Linked DNA regions of Homo sapiens: region 2 is linked to region 1. Evidence: chromatin loops called from intact Hi-C (ENCODE). Cell type or tissue: gastrocnemius medialis. All regions are shown on one strand. Each heading gives the region's core, and the rest is flanking DNA. Links, peaks and the distances in the headings are about the cores only. Region 1 overlaps KLHL3 (kelch like family member 3). Region 2 has its middle 77 kb from the start of CTB-1I21.1.

Region 1 (9,017 bases), core at 589-8,588:
AAACAGCAGGGAGATTTCCCAGGGTCTGGAGCTGAGCGTATATCCTGAACAGGGAGTGTGCATTTGCCAGGTGGGCTCTTGATTAGAGGAGGGGAGAAATTGAGACCCCAAAAGCTAGCTGCAGATCCTGCAACCTAGATGCAGAGGATCCCCTTTCCCCGCAGTGAAGGGTGATGACTTTTACCGCACACAGATGAGCACAGACCTGGGAAAGTCCTCTGGTTGCCATCAGTGCCCGCTGCCCAACAGCTTTAGTAGGTAGCTAAGGACAGGGCTCTGTGGACAAGGGCCAGACAATGGCACTTGGTTCTATCTTTTCTTTGCCAGTGCCTGGCTAGGAGAACTTCTCACTTCCTACTTGAAAGCAGTCTCCTTCCTTGCAGGGACAGTTGGACCCTTGATGAGTTCTCCTTTCCTTATTGCTTTCTTTGTATTCCTGTCTTTGCTTTCCTTCTTGTCTCCTATGCCTTCCTGTAGGAAAGATTTACTGTAGTGTATTTAGGTTTATATTTCTTGGAGCATGAGGCCCCTTTTAAGCTATTTCCTTTTTGAGCTTTGCCTTGTGGGTCGTGTACTGTGTCAGTATATCCTTTATGCCTCTTTGCTTTAGGAAAGTGTTGGCTTAGCCCAACTTCCCAGGCTGGAAGGACACACAGGTGACTTTCAGGCAGATCCATTTTCATTATTCTCATATTACCTGTTTGCTAAGCCCATTCGTGGCTGACTTGGAAGTGTAAACCGGGGGGGGGGGTGGTGATATTTACTAATTTACTCATTGCCTAAGCCTGCTGCCAAGTTCTCATTTGGCTTTAAGCCACATGAGCAAAGAATTACAGGACCCTTAAGGCAGCTAGTCTATCTAGAACCTGGGAATTCAGTTTAGATGTAAATGTGTGTTTGTATAAAATTCATACATAGATATTTCTATTTTTTAATAACAAAAATGGAATTACACTATAACACTATTTTATAACCTGTTTTTTAAAAAAACTCACTTTACAATCTCTCATGAACGTCTTATTACAACACTAAACTTATTTATATGATATTATTTTAAATGACTATATCATAATTTAAACAACCAATCTACTATTGGACACAGGTTATTTCCATCTTTTCTATCCTATAAGTAATACTTGAGTGATTATAAATGGTCTTTATAGCTAAATTAGTACACACATTTAAAATTATTTCTTTAGAATAAAAGGCCAGAAATGGATTTTTTTTTTTTTGAGACAGGATCTCGCTCTCTCAGGCTAGATTGTAGTGGCATAATCTTGGCTCTGCAACTCTGCCTCCTGGGCTCAAGAGATCCTCCCACCTCAGCCTCCTGAGTAGGTGGGACCACAGTTATGCGCCATCACGCCTGGCTAATTTCTGTATTTTTTGTAGAGACAGGGTTTCACCATGTTGCCCAGGTTGGTCTTGAACTCCTGGGCTCAAGTGATCCATCTGCCTTGGCCTCCCAAAGTGCTGGGATTACAGGTGTGAGCCACTGTGCCTGGCCAGAAGTAGAATTTTTTAATCAGAGGAAGCACATGTATTTTAGACGCCATCCAGGAGGGTGTCCATTTTTTCGTCTCACCAGTATTTGAGAGTACCTTCAGCAACACTGATAATTACTACTTTTTAGAGTATCACCAATCCCTTAATCTAATTTTGAAAAAATACACAACATATTGGACTGTGGCCTTTGAAAGTCTTAATGAGCAATAATTCATTACATTTTCCTATGCCTTAGACCCTGCTGTATGAGACCTTGCCCAAAATCCATCTCCCTTTGAGATCAGAGTAGGAGCTGTTCTGCATCCCTGGGAGTTGTGTGTGAATGTAGACCCAGTCTTGTAAAGGGATTAGAGACATAACCATCAGCATCACACAGTGTGAATATAACATAGGGCTTATCAGGGAAAAACTTAGCAGCAGAGAAGGAGTAGCATGCATGAAGTCCCCTGAATTGTCTTATTCCCTAGCTCAGGCCTGGCACAGGAGGTCTGTATACACCTTTCCATTAAAGAGGGGTCTGTGCCCATATGCTCTACATACTTATAGTATAGGTATGTGTGTGGCGGGGGGCATACACGTTATAAGTAATCAAAACTCCCTGGTCAGAGAAATGATCCTGTTAGGAAGAAGGATCCTTGGAGCCCAGTGGCTGTTGTCAATATTTTCTTTCACTTAGCAAACTCAAACCTGTGGAGCCAAATCTCTGTTGTATTGCCATGAAGGGAGGAAAAGAGCCTCCCAGGCTATCCAGATTTGTCTCTTGATCAATTCTGATCTCTTAGTGCACCTGCTGTGATGTCTCCCATGGCTTTTGTTTGACTCACAGGGGTCTGTGCAGTAAATGGGCTCCTGTATGTGGTTGGAGGGGATGATGGATCCTGCAACTTGGCTTCGGTGGAGTACTACAATCCTGTCACTGACAAATGGACGCTGCTTCCAACGAACATGAGCACGGGGCGGAGCTATGCAGGTCAGTGTGTGCCATCTCCATGCCCATCCGAGAGGCCTCCAACACACTGGGGGAATGAGGGTTGGGTGGGCCAGTGGGATGAGGGGATGTGAGCTTGCTTAACTTGGGCCTGAGTGCCTCCTCCAGGGATGACAGGTAATTGTTACATGGCCACCACTCCTTCATTCTGCACTCATGACAGATATTGATAATTAGCACTTATTAACCCCTGCCCCTGCCCGAACCCTGTGAACCTGAAGATAGCCTCAGAATTTATAACATTCATTCCATCGAACCACTTCCAACTGAACTGAGTTGTCACAAGTGATTTTAGAATTTCATTGCCATTCCTGGTTTACTTTGTGCCAGGCTCCTAGATGGCATAAGATGCGATTGTTGTTGTCCAGGGTCGAATTGGACAACTGGGAAGACAAGATGATGCATATACAAGTTCTAAATGACATACGCTAGACAGGTTTTAGCACATGAAAGACTGGTGAGAACTGGCAAAGCCAGGGAACCCTTCCTGGAGGAGATAGGCTCAATTAAACTTTGAGGGTGGATCACAATCACACAAATAGCTGTCCTTTACTGCGTGGCTGGCCCCGTGCCATGGGGCAGTGTGTTAGGAACAGAGTGTGCATTTGTTCTCATCTTTTCAACAACCCTTGGGCTGAATGGGACTCTATCCGTCTATTTTATGGATGATATAACAGGTTTGGAGAGTTTAAGTAACTTGCTGAAGGCCACACAGCTAATAAATGGCAAAGTCAGAGTTCAAACCCAGAGTTCTAAGTCCATGCCCTTTGTGCTACCCCAGCTCAGGGTAAGCCTTAGAGTAAGGCACCAGGCGGGTGTGGAAGCTTCTTGGGGAGTGTGTGTGAGGGGTTTGGTGAGTAGCAGGGGCAGGGGTGGCATCAGAGTTGGTACTACTAAGGTTGGGTCCATGGGGAGATGAGCAAATATATATCCATGGTGTAGTTCAGTTCCTTGTATCTGGTTTTCCAGAACCTGGAATAGAGATAACATTATTGATCCAGCATGCACAGAACATACCAGGCATTATCCAAAGTATTTTATAGTCATTATCTCTTTTAATCCATACCACGACTCCAGGAATATTCTTCCGATTCCCATTTTGCATTATAAAGGTCAGTCATTCCATCTTGTTTGACTGCAGAGGAAGATTGTGCTGTGCAAATTTGAAGGAGTTTGCAGCACATTCTTTCAACATAAGACTTCTGTTGTAATGAACTTTAACTTTTTTCTTCCTTTAGAGTTTTTTTCACCTTGTAATACTTTTCTTGGCTAAGTATAAAACATTTTAGAAGAAGTTTGGTCCTGGAGTAATTCTGTTCTGGGATGAGTGAGACAAGTGAGGAATCTTCCCTTGACTCCATGTGTGCCTTAATGAGAGGGGAAGAGTTAAGTGTGGGTGGTTAGAATTTCATATATATGCTGAATATTTCATGTCCCTTTCTTCATTGTCTGCCCTCTCCAGAAGTAGGTAGGAAGGAGACAAGCAAACCTGCAATTTTATGTTCAAACCCACTTACTGAGTCTATTATCTTAAAGTCTAAGGAAATGCTCCAAAATACAAAGATTTATGGACAAATTTATTGGGGCCTTACTTGTAATAGCAAAAAACTGAGAATTACTTAATGTCTGACATGAGGGAAATAGCTAATAATCTATGGGATATTTATATAGTTTATGGATTTTTAATGTTATGAGAAAACATTTGTAATAGCCTGTTAGGTTAAAAAAGGATGCAAAGTTGTATGAACCTTGTGAACTCACGCATATAGTCCTGTATTGGTGGTAGTGGGAGTGGGGGTTGAATAGCTGCTGCTTCTTCTACAGATGGATATTGGAGTCAGATATGAATTTGAATCCCAGCTCTGCCACTAGCCCTGGGTCTCCGGGCCAGGTATTCTATCATACTGAACCCCTGTTGTCTTATTTGTAAAATGGGAATAAAATTAGACTAAGCCTTTTAGGGTGCTGTGAGAATGAAATGCAGTAATACTTGTGAAGAGCTAAGCACAATGCCTGCCTGGCATTAGACACCATGCAGTAAATGATTGTGATTATTGTTAGATGCTAGAAAGTATTCCAAAAAGACAGTGGTGGTTTTCTTTGTGTGAAGGGATTAAAGATTTTTTCTTTGTGTTCTGCATTTTCCAGATTTCCCATAATGAGAATATATTACTTTTATTATTAAGATAAAGGTTATATGAAAAAGCAACACAGGAGCCTGCTTTCAAGAAAAAAAAGCTACCTTCTGAAAGAGATGTCTGAGATTCAAGTAAGATGCTGTCAAGACCAGGCACCTGGACTCAGGTTCTGCCTGCCTTGAAGCTTCTGTGTCTGCACCTTTAGCCAGGAATAAACAGGAAATAGATGTCTTAGCAGAATATCTCCAGTGGGGTATCCTGGCTTGATTTTAGCCATGTTCTCTCAATCTCATCTTCAATCAGAACATTTCATAGTTGTGGGACTATGTTAAAATAAGGCTGCAGTAATATCCTGCCTGTAAACACCTGTAAGTTAGGATTTCATTTAGCAACAGGCACCAGAAACCCTGACAGATACTTTCCTAAATAAGGAAGTGAGTGTATTTGTCTCAAGTAGAAAGAAATCCAAGGTTGGCCTGGGGGCTCAGACTGACAGAACCAGGTTTCTCTTCTCTTTTCTATTCTGCCAGCTTTATCAAGGGCTGCTGCCTCCCCTTGGCCTTGCGTGAGCATTCCAGTCACAACAAGAACAAAGCCAGCGTTGCAACACTGGCACACTTGCCTTTACAGTCTTAGTGGCCAGCACTGGGTCACGTGGCACATCTAGCTGCCAGGCAGTCTGGGAACCTGAGCTTGCAACTTGCTGGTGGCTGTAGTCGAGGATAGCAAGTAGGAAGGATGTTGACGGAATCAACCTGTAATATCTGCCATGTAGCCTCAGTCCCTTACAGTGAGATTTTGGGTCATGCGTGGATTTATAGTTAGGTGCTGAGCATGGTTCACTCGGACTAAAACAGTAACATAGCATACATGTCTGGAGCATTTATCAAAGTCGAGATTGTCACACTGGCAGGGTCTCTTAGATGACATTTGTGTGGGAACTGAGCCTAAAGAGGTCAAAGAACTTGCCAAAGGCCATAGTGCAGGTTGACTGGTGGCAGAGCTAGGAATGGAATTCAGTCTTTCTTGCTCCCATGAAGGCAGCCTGCTGTACTTTCCGCTTCATTCCAGTGTCTTCTAAAAGTAGAGATGAATCACCCATTGCTTCTCTTACAGTGATTCAAATTTAGAACTGCATAGCTGCCCCTGGGCGCTGAGCATTGTTGGGCTGGGTGCTAGGGCTGGGGATGGGAGTCACCACAGTGAGTCCATGTGATGACACAGGGTGAGGCCACTAGTCAGTGGTGTTTGAGGGACTGTGCTCGTAGGTTCAAGTGTCTTGCCAGGACTTGGCTGTTGGAGTGGGGAACAGCCAGCTGCTAGCAGCCTGAGTCCACTTCAATATTAGGATAAAAATTGCACACATTTCCCTTGGCTGTGACTCAGGATATCTTGGATTCATGAACTCACTGGGACTCTGAGTAATTTTGGAGAAGCTAAGATGATAACTTTCTCCCCCTTTCTTATTAGGTGTTGCCGTGATTCACAAGTCCTTGTGACCCAAACTCCTACTGCCAGGAGGTGGAGGAAGGAGCAGGTGCTGCCTGTGACTCTGAACAGCAGGACCTTGGTGACTGGATTCAACTTGCTTGGGAGGGTCTGTGCTGCTGTGAGAACCGCTCTCCTCTGACTTGGCAGACTGGTGTTGTTCATCGCAGTGTGGACACCATTACCCACCCCCGTTCCCCTGAGGTGCTCTGGCCTATGCCCTGAGCAAGGGGGGTCTTGACATCCCCAGGCAGCACCTTTGGGCTTTGTTTTGGTGTTTCTACAGGGACAATACAGACCCTGGAGTGTGTGTGTGTGTGTGTGTGTGTGTAGACCATGGTGTTTCTCTATGTTTCTCTAAGTTGGGGGGTGAGCGTGTGTGACAGTCTACTGGATTTCTTTACTACTGATCCTTTCGCTGTGTTAAAAATCAAGTCACAGAGACCTCTCTTCTGGATTTGTCCCATGGGGACCCTGAGACTACTAAAGCTGCTTTCTTCTGAAGGTCCAGTTGGACAGTCTGGGAATGTCCAGAAATAACCAGTGAGAGGGGCAGTTCTCTGGCCACACCCACTTATGTACTTTAACTACTGTGACTTTGTCTGCAGAAGAGCTGGAAAATTCTCGAAGCTGCACCGTGTCCTCTGTGTGCTAGAATAAGGGACAAATGGGTTCCCTGTGCTTCTCAGCTCACTGTTTTTCCTTGAGTTCTCCTACAGGAAGCAGATGAGAACTGCCCAGTCTTCAGGTTTAGGCCATTGGTCTTTGATGTCATAGATTCCAGGCCTGGGAGGTGTTATGTCTCTTCAGCTGGGAAAACTAGCTCTTCAGAGAAGCCTCGGGTAACACTGAAAAACAAAACAAAACAAAACAAAAACAGGAAAAAAACAAAAAACCAAAGTGGTAAGGATTCAGTTCCTGCCTATAATGGTCTCAGAGAGGGTCCTACTTTTAGGTTTTCCCAGGACAGGACAGTCCCCATTTATACTTATTATCCCAGTTTAATTATTCACAGCACCCCATTTTACTCAGAAGTGTTCTGGTCTGGAGGATAAATAAGAGGTCACCCTCCTCCAGACCCAAAGATAGATTTGTGCCTGTGTTGGATGGGGTCGTGTGTGATTCAGATGGACATTGGATGGCTTCAAAGGAATATACCACTAGAGCTGGCCCTTGGCACTTTGTGACAGTGGTCAAGTCTGTCTAATGTCCTTGTCTTCTTTTTCTTGTGCTTTCCCCCTATTCCAGGGTGTGCACCCTCTCCCCAACCCCCAAGAACCCCACTACTGCTTTCCCTGTGAGGTAGGAGATATCAGTGGGCCTTGGATTTGAGGCTTCCTAAGATGTGCTTGCATTTTAAAAAGGGAGCTTGGTGAGAGCTTTGCTAATTCACAGGTAAAAATTATTAACAATAGAACTTCAAGCATCTTGAGGAGCGGGCATTTGAGGGGGCATGGAGTAATTTGTATTTAAAAAACCTTAAAGTTGTGCTGTTCCTAAACTAGCAAATTGCTCATGCTGAAATTTCTGGCATAAGCAGGGGAAGTCTTGTGTCTGGAGAATAGTCTCATACCTTGCAGTCTGGGACACCCTCCCTACTTTGAGAATCCACCTACAGGAAGCCAAGGAACTTTATAAATCCTGATGTTGGACTTCTGATACGACTGGGCTACTTCCAAGCAGGTGCTGCAGGAGATTGGCATCCCCCAGCCCCTGCAGTTAGAAACCCCGAAGTCTTCCCAGCCAGTGAGCCACTTTGTGTATTTACTGTATATTTATTGTGCCCTAAATGTGCAACTCTCCTAAAGACAAAACTTCTCTTTCTGATGTTAAGCACATGTTACTTCAACAAGATGCTTGGAGAACAACAAGGTACCCAGAATTTTTAGAAGCCTTCAGAAGAGGCTAAAATATCCAGCTTTGGGGGACCTGGAAGAAATGTCTCCAAAGGAAGCAAGGCATGTTTTAGTTGAGTGCTCTGGTCTCACTATGAAGTGGGGATGACTGTGGCTTCATAACTCTACCTGGCTGTGGGTTGGAAGCTGATGGAATGAGAAATGTCCTTTCTCCTTCTCTGAGGAAATTTTGAGACTTGTTTCGGTGTGTCTGTGTGATGGGGATGAGGCTGGGGTTGGGATCTGATGTATGCCATTCACAGAAGCTCTCAATTTCAGATGATAGGTGAATTCCCTGCCCCTCCCCCACCACTGAGAAGCTAGACTTTCATGCGGGAGAGGCTACTTTTATGTGTCGTCTTCCGGGGAAGGGTCCCTCCACTGAAAGCTAGCCAGTCATGTTTTCTGTTTTTGGATTTTTGCAATTGGTTTCACCTCATGTCTCCCTCCCTACAAAGCACTGCCTCTACTGGGCGTGCTGCCAAGGCCATGTGCACTCCATCCTCATGTATCCTTTTTCACGGGGACCAGAACACTGGTACGTCATCACCAAAGCCAATCTGCTCTAGCTGCCCACAGATGCCACCAAAACCTGCTATCTCTTCATCACCAGGTACGATTCTCTTTCCACAGTGGACACAGCAGGCTATTTTCTAGTTTGTGCTGGTCACGTGGTAGATGAAGCCTCTTACTGCCCCACTTAGGGTGGCCACGGCTGCTTGTGAATGCAGCTTTGCCAGTGGCATATCTGTCATCTGATTGCGGTGGTGAAATGGAATTGAGGCCCAAGGTTAGAAGCAGCCGAGACGCCACTTGGATACTGATTTGAACAATGTAGAAGTCAGATTCTGAATTCCAAAGTTATTTCTCATAAGTACCCAATGGCATCTCTCCATCTACAAAGTTGCAGTATTATGCAAATAAAACTGACCTCATTTTCTGCTATGCAATAAGAATACTTAATTCTAGTTCCCGACAAGCCAGTTGCAATATCCCCTAAGA
Region 2 (9,017 bases), core at 669-8,668, 810 kb after region 1:
TGTCTGGATAGGTCTGCTTCCCTCTCTGCCACCAAAAGGGAAGATGTAAAATCGATGCAGGAATAGAAAACCAAATTCCACATGTTCTCATTTATAAGTGGGAGCTAAGCATTGGGAACATGCAGACACAAAGATGAGAACAATAGACACTGGAGACTACTAAATCGGGGACGGGGAAAGGGGTGAAAGCGGAAAAGCTGGCCGGGCGCGGTGGCTCACGCCTGTAATCCCAGCACTTTGGGAGGCAGAGGTGGGCAGATCATGAGATCAGGAGATCGAGACCATCCTGGCTAACACAGTGAAACCCCGCCTCTACTAAAAATACAAAAATTAGCCGGGCGTGGTGGCGGGCGCCTGTAGTCCCAGCTACTCGGGAGGCTGAGGCAGGAGAATGGCGTGAACCCGGGAGGCGGAGCTTGCAGTGAGCCGAGATCGCGCCGACAGAGGGAGACTCCGTCTCAAAAAAAAAAAAAAAAAAAAAAAAAAAAAGAAAGCGGAAAAGCTGACTCTCAGGTACTATGGTCACTCCCTGGGTGACGGGATCATTTGTACTCCAAACTCCAGCGACACACTATTTACCCATGTAACAAACCTGCGCGTGTGCCCCGTGAACCTAAAATAAAAGCTGAAAGAAAAAAAAGAATTGCGCTGTGTGCCAACCCTTTAACTCATAGTGATTCTACTCACAGAGGCCTAGAATCCATGTTAGCATTCTTCCTTCTCGGGAGGAGTGAGCAGGAGGGAAGCATGGGGCTTCCTAAGGACCTGTGGCCCTTCCTTTGCTCTATGGCTGAGGAGCTCATGACCGTCTGATCCTCCTGCAGATAACTAAACTGGACAAAGCATCCAAAACCGACGATCTGCAGGCACAGGAGACTGGAGAGTGAACACCATCAGGCAGATTCTGGAGCGGGGATGACACTCAGAACAAAGGAATGGTGTGGTGTGAGACTGCGGTTTGTATGGGGTTTTTGACTCTAGAGCAAACTGAAATCTGCATTCTGTAGGGTGGCTAAAAGTCTGCTACAAACTCCATATTCTTTCCAATTCAAAAAACTAGATGTCTGAGTTTAAGGTCACCACACATACCCAAAAGTAAGGGAGCAATCCCTGAATGGAGAGAACCAGAGAAAGAGGGCCCCAGATTTTGCGTATAAGCTCTGCCAAGTCTGCATGAGCCCTGCAGCATGTGCTCCCAGAAGAGACTCCAGGAAAGCTTAGGGCCGCTGCCAAACAGACAAAGCTTGTAGTCTGAGTTTAATCAATTGCATTATCTTCTGGGGATAGGGAGGAAGTACTCTTCAGGATATGACCGGATAAAACATAATCAATCTCCCAAATGTAACGTTCACAAGTTCCAAGACATAATCCCAAACCACAAATGAGTAACTAGCAATATCTGACCTAAAAGCCTGGGCCTCTTGCTTCATTATCGAAGCTAGGGCCAGCTTTTCTCAAAGTGGGGGTCCCTGGGACCCTTTCAGGGTCCATGAGGTCAAACTATTTTTATAATAATGCTAAGTTGTTATCTGCCTTTTTCTTTTTCATTTTCTTGCAAGTGTACAGTGGAGTTTTCCATGAGCTATATATATGACATATGTTAAAACAGATTGAATATAAAAGTAGTTATGAGAATCCAGCTCACTTCTATTAAGCTAGATATTGAAGAGGTTTGCAAAACTGTGAAACAATGCTATTTTTCTTACTAACTTTTTTCCTAATTTGGAAAATCTAGTTATTTTTCATAAAAAAGATGAGCTTATCTTAAATAAATTAATAAAATATTTTTTAAATTTCTAAACTTTCATTTATAATGTGGTAAATATAACTATTACCCACATAAACAAAAATTCTTAGAGATCCCCGGTAAGTTTGAAGAGGATAAGTGGTTCTGGGACCACAGAATCTGAGAACTGCTGGTATGAGGCAGTTATTCTCAAACTTCAACATACATCAGAGTCACCTGGGCAGCCTGTCAAAACAGATTGCTGGGTCCCATCTCCAGAGTTTCTGATGGAGGAGGCCTGGGTAAGACTTAAACATATTCATTTCTAACAAGTTCCCAGCTGATGCTGATCCAGGACCCTCTCAGGTGTAAGAGATGTTGTGTGTGTAGGACAGACACCCCCAACCCCCTTGCAGCACCAAGGCATTTATTTCCCAGCTGCCTCAACTTCTAGGTGGCTCACAGCTGAGTCTGTCCTTAGGCATTGCCCTGGGAAGAAGGGGTTTCCTTGTCCAGTGTTACATCTCCTCAGGGATCGATGCTACATCACACTCAGCGACTGAGTGATGTGGGCACACAAAGGCCCAGCCTCTTTGCCTCCATGTGTGATGATTCTGGAAAATCTTTCAGCTTTGGAGCTCCCCTGGGATCAGCTGGGGTCCTCTTTTCAGGTACATCTCAGTTTAACATCTCCCCCTGCTCAGTCCTGCTGCCTTCACTCCCTCACAGTTGTTCCCAATAACATTCTCTAATAAACACATATCTCCATGACAGAGTCCCCCACATCTGACAAAGGACTACTTTGTCAGAGGACTTAATCTGTAACAAATGGTGAGAGCATGGGCCTGCTTTGTAGACTTCATAGTCCCCAGTCTTTCTTTTTATTTTATTTTTTTAAATTTTTCCATAAGTTATTGGGGTACAGGTGATATTTGGTCACATGAGGAAGTTCTTTAGTGGGGATTTGTGAGATTTTGGTGTACCCTTCACCCGAGCAGTATACACTGCACCATATTTGTAGTCTTTTATTCCTCACTCCCCTCCCACTCTTCCTCCCAAGTCCCCAAAGTCCATTGTGTCATTCTTGTGTCTTTACTTCCTCAGAGCTTAGCTCCCACATATCAGTGAGAACATACAATGTTTGGTTTTCCATTTCTGAGTTACTTCTCTTAGAATAATAGTCTCCAGTCTCATCCAGGTCACTGAAAATGCTGTTAATTCATTCCTTTTTATGGCTGTGTAGTATTCTATCGTAAATATATACCATAGTTTCTTTATTCACTTGTTGATTGATGGGCATTTGCGTTGGTTCCACTATTTTGCTATTGTGAATTGTGCCGCTATAAACATGTGTGTGCAAGTATATTTTTTGAATAATGACTTCTTTTCCTATGGGTAGATACCCAGTAGTGGGATTGCTGGACCAAATGGTAGTTCTACTTTTAGTTCTTTAAGGAATCTCCACACTGTTTTCCATAGTGGCTATACTAGTTTACACTCCCACCAACAGTGTAGAAGTGTTCCCTGTTCACTGCATCCACACCAACATCTACTGTTTTTTTTTTAAATTTTTTGATTAGGCCCATTCTTGCAGGAATAAGGTGGTATCACATTGTGGTTTTGATTTGCATTCCCTGATCATTAGTGATATTGAACATTTTTTCATGTTTGTTGGCCATTTGTATGCCTTCTTTTAAGAATTGTCTATTCATGTCTGTAGGCCGCTTTTTCATGGGGTTATTTATTTTTTTCTTACTGATTTGAGTTCGTTGTGGCTTCTGGATAGTAGTCCTTTGTCAGATGTATAGACTGTGAAGATTTTTTCCCAGTCTTTGGGTTGTCTGTTTACTCTGCTGACTGTTCCTTTTGCCATAAAAAAGCTCTTTAGTTTAATTATGTCTCAGCTATTTATCTTTGTTTTTATTGCATTTGCTTTGGGTTCTTGGTCATGAAACCCTTGCCTAAGCCAATGTCTAGAAGGGTTTTTCCAATGTTATCTTCTAGAATTTTTATAGTTTCAGGTATTAGATTTAAGTCTTTAATTCATCTTGAGTTGATTTTTGTTTAAGGCAAGAGATGAGGGTCCAGTTTCATTCTCGTACATGTGACTTGCCAATTATCCCAGCACTATTTGTTGAAAAGAGTGTCCTTTCCACACTTTATGTTTTTGTTTGCTTTGTTGAAGATCAGTTGGCTGTCAGTACTTGAGTTTATTTCTGGGTTCTCTATTCTGTTCTATTGGTCTATGTGCCTATTTTTACACCACTATCATGCTGTTTTGGTGATGATGGCCTTATAGTATGGTTTGAAATCAGGTAGTGTGATGCCTCCAGATTTGTTCTTTCTGCTTAGTCTTGCTTTGGCTATGCAGGCTCTTTTTTGGTTCTATATGAATTTTAGAATTGTTCTTTCAATTCTGTGAAGAATGATGGTGATAGTCCCCAGTCTTTCTGATGGGCAGAGTGGCAGTTCTCCTGCCGGCCAGACTGCTTTGCTTTTGCTTATGTCTGGACAAGTTTGAAGCTCAAGTCTCCAGTACTGAGCGTGTGGCTTCTCCTGTAAAGCATCCCCACTGGTGTGCAGAGTCCTGGAAAGATGGTTAGGGAAAATGATCTGGGTTAGTCATCCTGACAATGGGCTGCTGGAGCTGACTCATGCCTGCTCACAGTGCTCACTGTTCTATTTTTAGGAATTCACCAAGCTGAGTGTTAAACACAGTGATGTTACAAATTAAATTATATAAAGTTACAATTAACTAGATCATATAAGTATATAATTAAATAAATATATAATTAAATATGAAACAAATTATATTTTTAAAGGTAATGTGAACTCAAAGCTTATCACTTCCTAATTATTTGACTGCATTTTAGCTAATATTCTTAGGATTATTGACATCTATTGTATCTGTGTAATGAAAACGGTATGTGATGGTGCACCACACAGATACAAAAGATGTTAATAACCTTAAGAAAATAGATAATAGAAAAGGTAGTCAAATAATTAGAAAAAAAGCAAAGCCAAGTGTTTGGAAGATAAAAGAGTTGCTAAACTCTGGGAAAACAGCCAACAAGGGGCTGAGTTGATATCTTTCCCATCCCAGCTCAGAAGCTTCCCGTTTTCCTGAGCCAAGAGACCACTGGAACCTATTCCATTTCTTTTAGCTCTTTGCTGATGGCAACGCTATGCCTTCTCCACTAGTGTGGATGGAATTCTGACTTTCTTATTTATTTATCTGATCCTATCTATGCTTATCTTCTGCTACCAACTGTGTGCTGAGCATTGGAATAGAGAAGACATGCCCTTGTCCTTGGGTCGTTCAAGTCTAACAGAAAATACAGACATGCATAAAAGTAAAGAAATATAGTGACATGTACACATCTAATTAAAAAGAGAACCGCGTAAATATCTATTGAATAGAACCCTTGGAAGCATCAGATAACTGATTGCCTATTAGGAGAATTTCACAGAACCGAGAAGACACAGGCAATGTCTGTGTGGAACAGCTGAGATCTGCCAGGTAGGCAAATGATGCCAATTGGAAAGAACGTTATATGCAAAGGCATGTCAACAATTCAGGGTATAACTTTTGGTCGTGGGGACGGTGCAGAGCTGCCTACACTCTGCCTTGGTTTTTGAAGGCCACATGTTATCCTATCAGCATTAAGTCTGCTGGCATCAGAGAAAGGCCAGCTGGCTTACATGGGAATCACAGCCCTGACTAAGGCTGTGCTCACAGGCTATTATAATCCCCTGAGCTAATTGGACACTATTTCTATATTCGTGTGCTCCTGCAGCTTTGTAGGATGATTCAGAGATTTTATGATTAATCTCATATTGGAAAGGGCACCTGTGGAACCACTTCTCTGAAAATCTTCCAATGACAAGACTTTCTCATTGTTGGTGATGGTTCAGACTGACTTGCTGGGTGGAAGGTGTTGACAAGGCATCAGATGACCTGCAACTTTTGCTGTCTGACTCCCGAATCACGTCCAGGGCTGGTCCACTGACCTTGATCTTAGAATAATTGATTTGGATGAACTAAAATCCTGGCAAGAGTCCTAGAAGCTTCAGCAGCTTGTGCTAAAAAGTTGTTTTCCATTTCCTATATAGCAAAAGGGAGCTTGCTCTGGTATTGAAATCAGGACATAGCACAAGTCCCTCTAGACCCCTGTGTAGCCATAGCCTTCAGCTTTTTCTCTGGAACCAAAAGGCTTCAGTGAGGACCCAAGAGCAATGAGGATGTTGGACACTGCAGGCAAATGAGAGTGGTCTGTCTTAGCTGTCCCATTATTGGGGAAGATTGACAAGTTCCAATTGGTGGGCCCTAAGCCTTTCAAATATATCATGTCATAATAAACCTGTTTGCATTTCTGTCTCTCTGGCAAGACTGCCAGCTCTTTGAGGGCAAAGACTGGGTTTAATATATCTATGGGATTCCAGGTGTTAAATGCTTGGATGGGTGCATGGATGAAAGAATGGATGGATTGAGAGATGATTAATCTTGCCCTATAGGACTTAGAGTAAAAAAAATTAAGTAACTTAGAAAATGTTCATTAAATAGTTAACTATGTACAAGAAACTTTTCTAAGTCTTCTTTATGGATTATTTTATTTGATCTTCATAACATTCCTATGAGAAATATATTATTAGCTTGTCTATTTACAAATGAGAAGTCTTACTTTAAAAAGATTAGTCACTTTCTCAAGATTACTTTTCTCACAAGATCACTTTCACTTTCTTAATTCACTTTCTCAAGATTAATGAGAGGAAGAGGCTAGGTTCAGGATCATTTTTTCTGACTCCAGAGTCCTAATTATGAAACACAGTTGAGTAAGGGAGATAACCTAGTGCCACAGGCATTGAGGGGAGGTAGGGAATGGAGTAGGCTGGGGCAGTAAGAGAATGCTTCTTGGGCAAAATGGGATCGAAACTGAAGTCTACAGGGTAGTTAGAATGTAAAGAACTGCAAAGGGGATGGGAAAATGTTCCAGAAGGGAGGGCAGAGTGGGCGAAATCTTGTTGGGATTGTGATAGTCTGTGCCAGGCTGTGAGAAGATGAGAAAAGGAGGGGACTGGAGGGGTAGTTTGCAGCCAAATGTGTCTCTGAACCAACCTTCCTCCATTGCCTTTTTCCTGGAACTTGTCCATTCAGATGAAAGAAGATGTCAGTCTTGTAACTTACTTCTTTCATCAGTAGGTCTGGGTCTGTTGCATGACTTAGACCAAAGGAGTAAGTAAAGCAGAAATGCCCACATTCATGCCAGGCTGGCACTGGAGTTACTTCATGTGAGAAAGTTGCCTGCTGCCTGCTACCTGTGGCTTAGCCAGCCTTGCTTGAGGTCTCCACAGAGGCTACCATTGGCATTGTGAGAGGCAAAGAAAATAGGCCGCGTCAGAGGCAGATTTGCAAGTAAGCAGGAAGCTCCTTAGAACCCTTGCCAAGAGGAACTGCAGTACTTAGTGTTCAATTAAACAGCGTAATAGAAGAGGGCACTCGGAGCAAGTTATAGGGCAATTGAAAGCTGCTCCATTATGTTTGAAAATGGGACATAGAGTGTTCCCCATTTCAGATTACAAGGTCAGAGTGTCAAATGGGATCATCAGTGCAGATATTGAAGACTCTGTGAAAGGGTGGTGATAATCAATAGTTACAATGGAGGCTTACATGCTAGGCAATGTGCCAGGCACTCCATATGTGTCATCTAATTAAATTCTTACAACACTTCTGTGAGGATATAGAGATTCAGAAAGGTTAATTGACTTGCCTAAAACCATCCAGCTTTTAAGTTGTTGAGTCATATTTGAAAGCCAATTCCATCAGGCTCCAAGAGATTTGCATTATAAGTGCTTCTGCAAAAATATTCCAAATATTCTCCTCCTGAGAATAAAGTATGATCTACTCCAGTGAAAACCAAATGTCCCAACAATTAACACTATGAGAACACTCTAGACCTAGAGTCATGCGAATTGTGGGGTGTTAGAAAGGCTATTGGACCAGTTATTAGAAGACCTGAAATATGGTTTCTAGACCTTTTGATGAATACCTGAATGACTCTTCTTAAACTTGGAGGGAGTATATGTAAAGGAGTTATCATAGTGACTAGCTTGCAGTGAATGTGTAATAAATGTACCTTCTTGTTATTATTTGAAACACTAAACATTGCTTAAAGACTTCCAGAAATGGCTTCATGGTTGGGAGCCACAATACTAGACAATCTCTAAAGTCTTTTCTAGTTCTAAAAGTTTGATTCTTTCTGCTTTCTCCATCCCTATCTTCAAGGTTTTCCTAGAAACTTTTGAACCTGCATTAAAGCATAAAGCTCAATCCTAATCCTCCTATTTAGAGGCACCATAGTTGACATCAAATATATTTTCTTCTGATCTATTTTCTTTTGTGTTTTTACATAATAAATATTATTTTGCATAACAAACTTCTATCATGTTTTCTTCATTTAACTTTTTCTTGTGTTTTTTCACATACTTAAATTTTTTCCTCAATATTACTTTCAATGACTGAAGAATAATCTGTCATTTGGACATTTTGAAAATATTGGTCAGTTTGCTTGTTTATAACATTTAACTAAAAGAAATAATGCTTCAATTAATATCTTTGTATAACAAATCATAGCATATAAAATTATTTCCTAAAGGCAGAGACTTTGAATTGAAGAAGAAATTGCCATGCTTTTATACAAGTTATCCTGGTTCTTGACTTATGAGTCATTTTGCCAATTGAAGCTATTTCTTCAAGTATTATTTTAAAGATAGACGTGTGGATGGTACATTTATTTAACATGTGTACCTGAGAGTATTTTCCTGTTGCTTTCACATATGAATTATTGTATTCTATTGTTATCCCCTCAAAACCATTTCTCTCTTTTTCTCTATAACTTAGTATCACAGAGGAAAAGTGTATCATCATACAGATATATATTTCTTTGCAGGTCATTTGTGGATCATCTGAAAGGATGCTTATAGAATTTTATTTTTACTTATAATTAAAATATTCCATTTTAGACTTACATCTGAATTTGGGTCATTTTCTTTGATTCTATCTGAGAATGTAGTAAGATTTCTCACCCTAATATCTTCCTATTAAAATTCTCCTTAAAAAACTATGCAGAACGTTCTTCAACTATGTTCTCCAGTATTGATTCAATATTAATGATTCCGGATTTTTCCTTAGAAATTCATATAATTATTAGGTGGAATGTTTAGCCTCTGTTTTCTCTCTATATATAATCACTCCCATCTTAATATTTATCCCATTCCTCTAATTATTAAACAT

Evidence for each region. Peaks named below come from ENCODE experiments on the same cell type or tissue, not always from the same donor. Only the 100,000 strongest peaks of a DNase experiment are listed, where the experiment ranks them.
Region 2: a loop joins it to region 1, with 7 times the contacts of the local background. A loop is called at or near these places in 4 of 110 quality-filtered maps.

The regions. Positions count from the first base shown.
Region 1 is chr5:137,619,212-137,628,228 of GRCh38, reverse strand. It overlaps KLHL3 (kelch like family member 3), which reads left to right. Exons shown (of 15, transcript NM_017415.3): 14 at 2,333-2,476; 15 at 6,103-9,017. The coding sequence ends at 6,131. Among named protein-coding and RNA genes, the nearest start is that of MIR874, 24 kb to the left of the region's middle. RefSeq lists an enhancer at 5,261-5,310. In gastrocnemius medialis, for the core only: no CTCF peak of the experiment used is centred there; DNase peaks (open chromatin) are centred at 5,268, 5,828, 6,178, 8,508 and 1 weaker place; H3K27ac peaks cover 7,817 bases.
Region 2 is chr5:136,807,072-136,816,088 of GRCh38, reverse strand. No RefSeq gene overlaps it. Among named protein-coding and RNA genes, the nearest start is that of CTB-1I21.1, 77 kb to the right of the region's middle. In gastrocnemius medialis, for the core only: no CTCF peak of the experiment used is centred there; DNase peaks (open chromatin) are centred at 4,338 and 5,368; H3K27ac peaks cover 3,025 bases.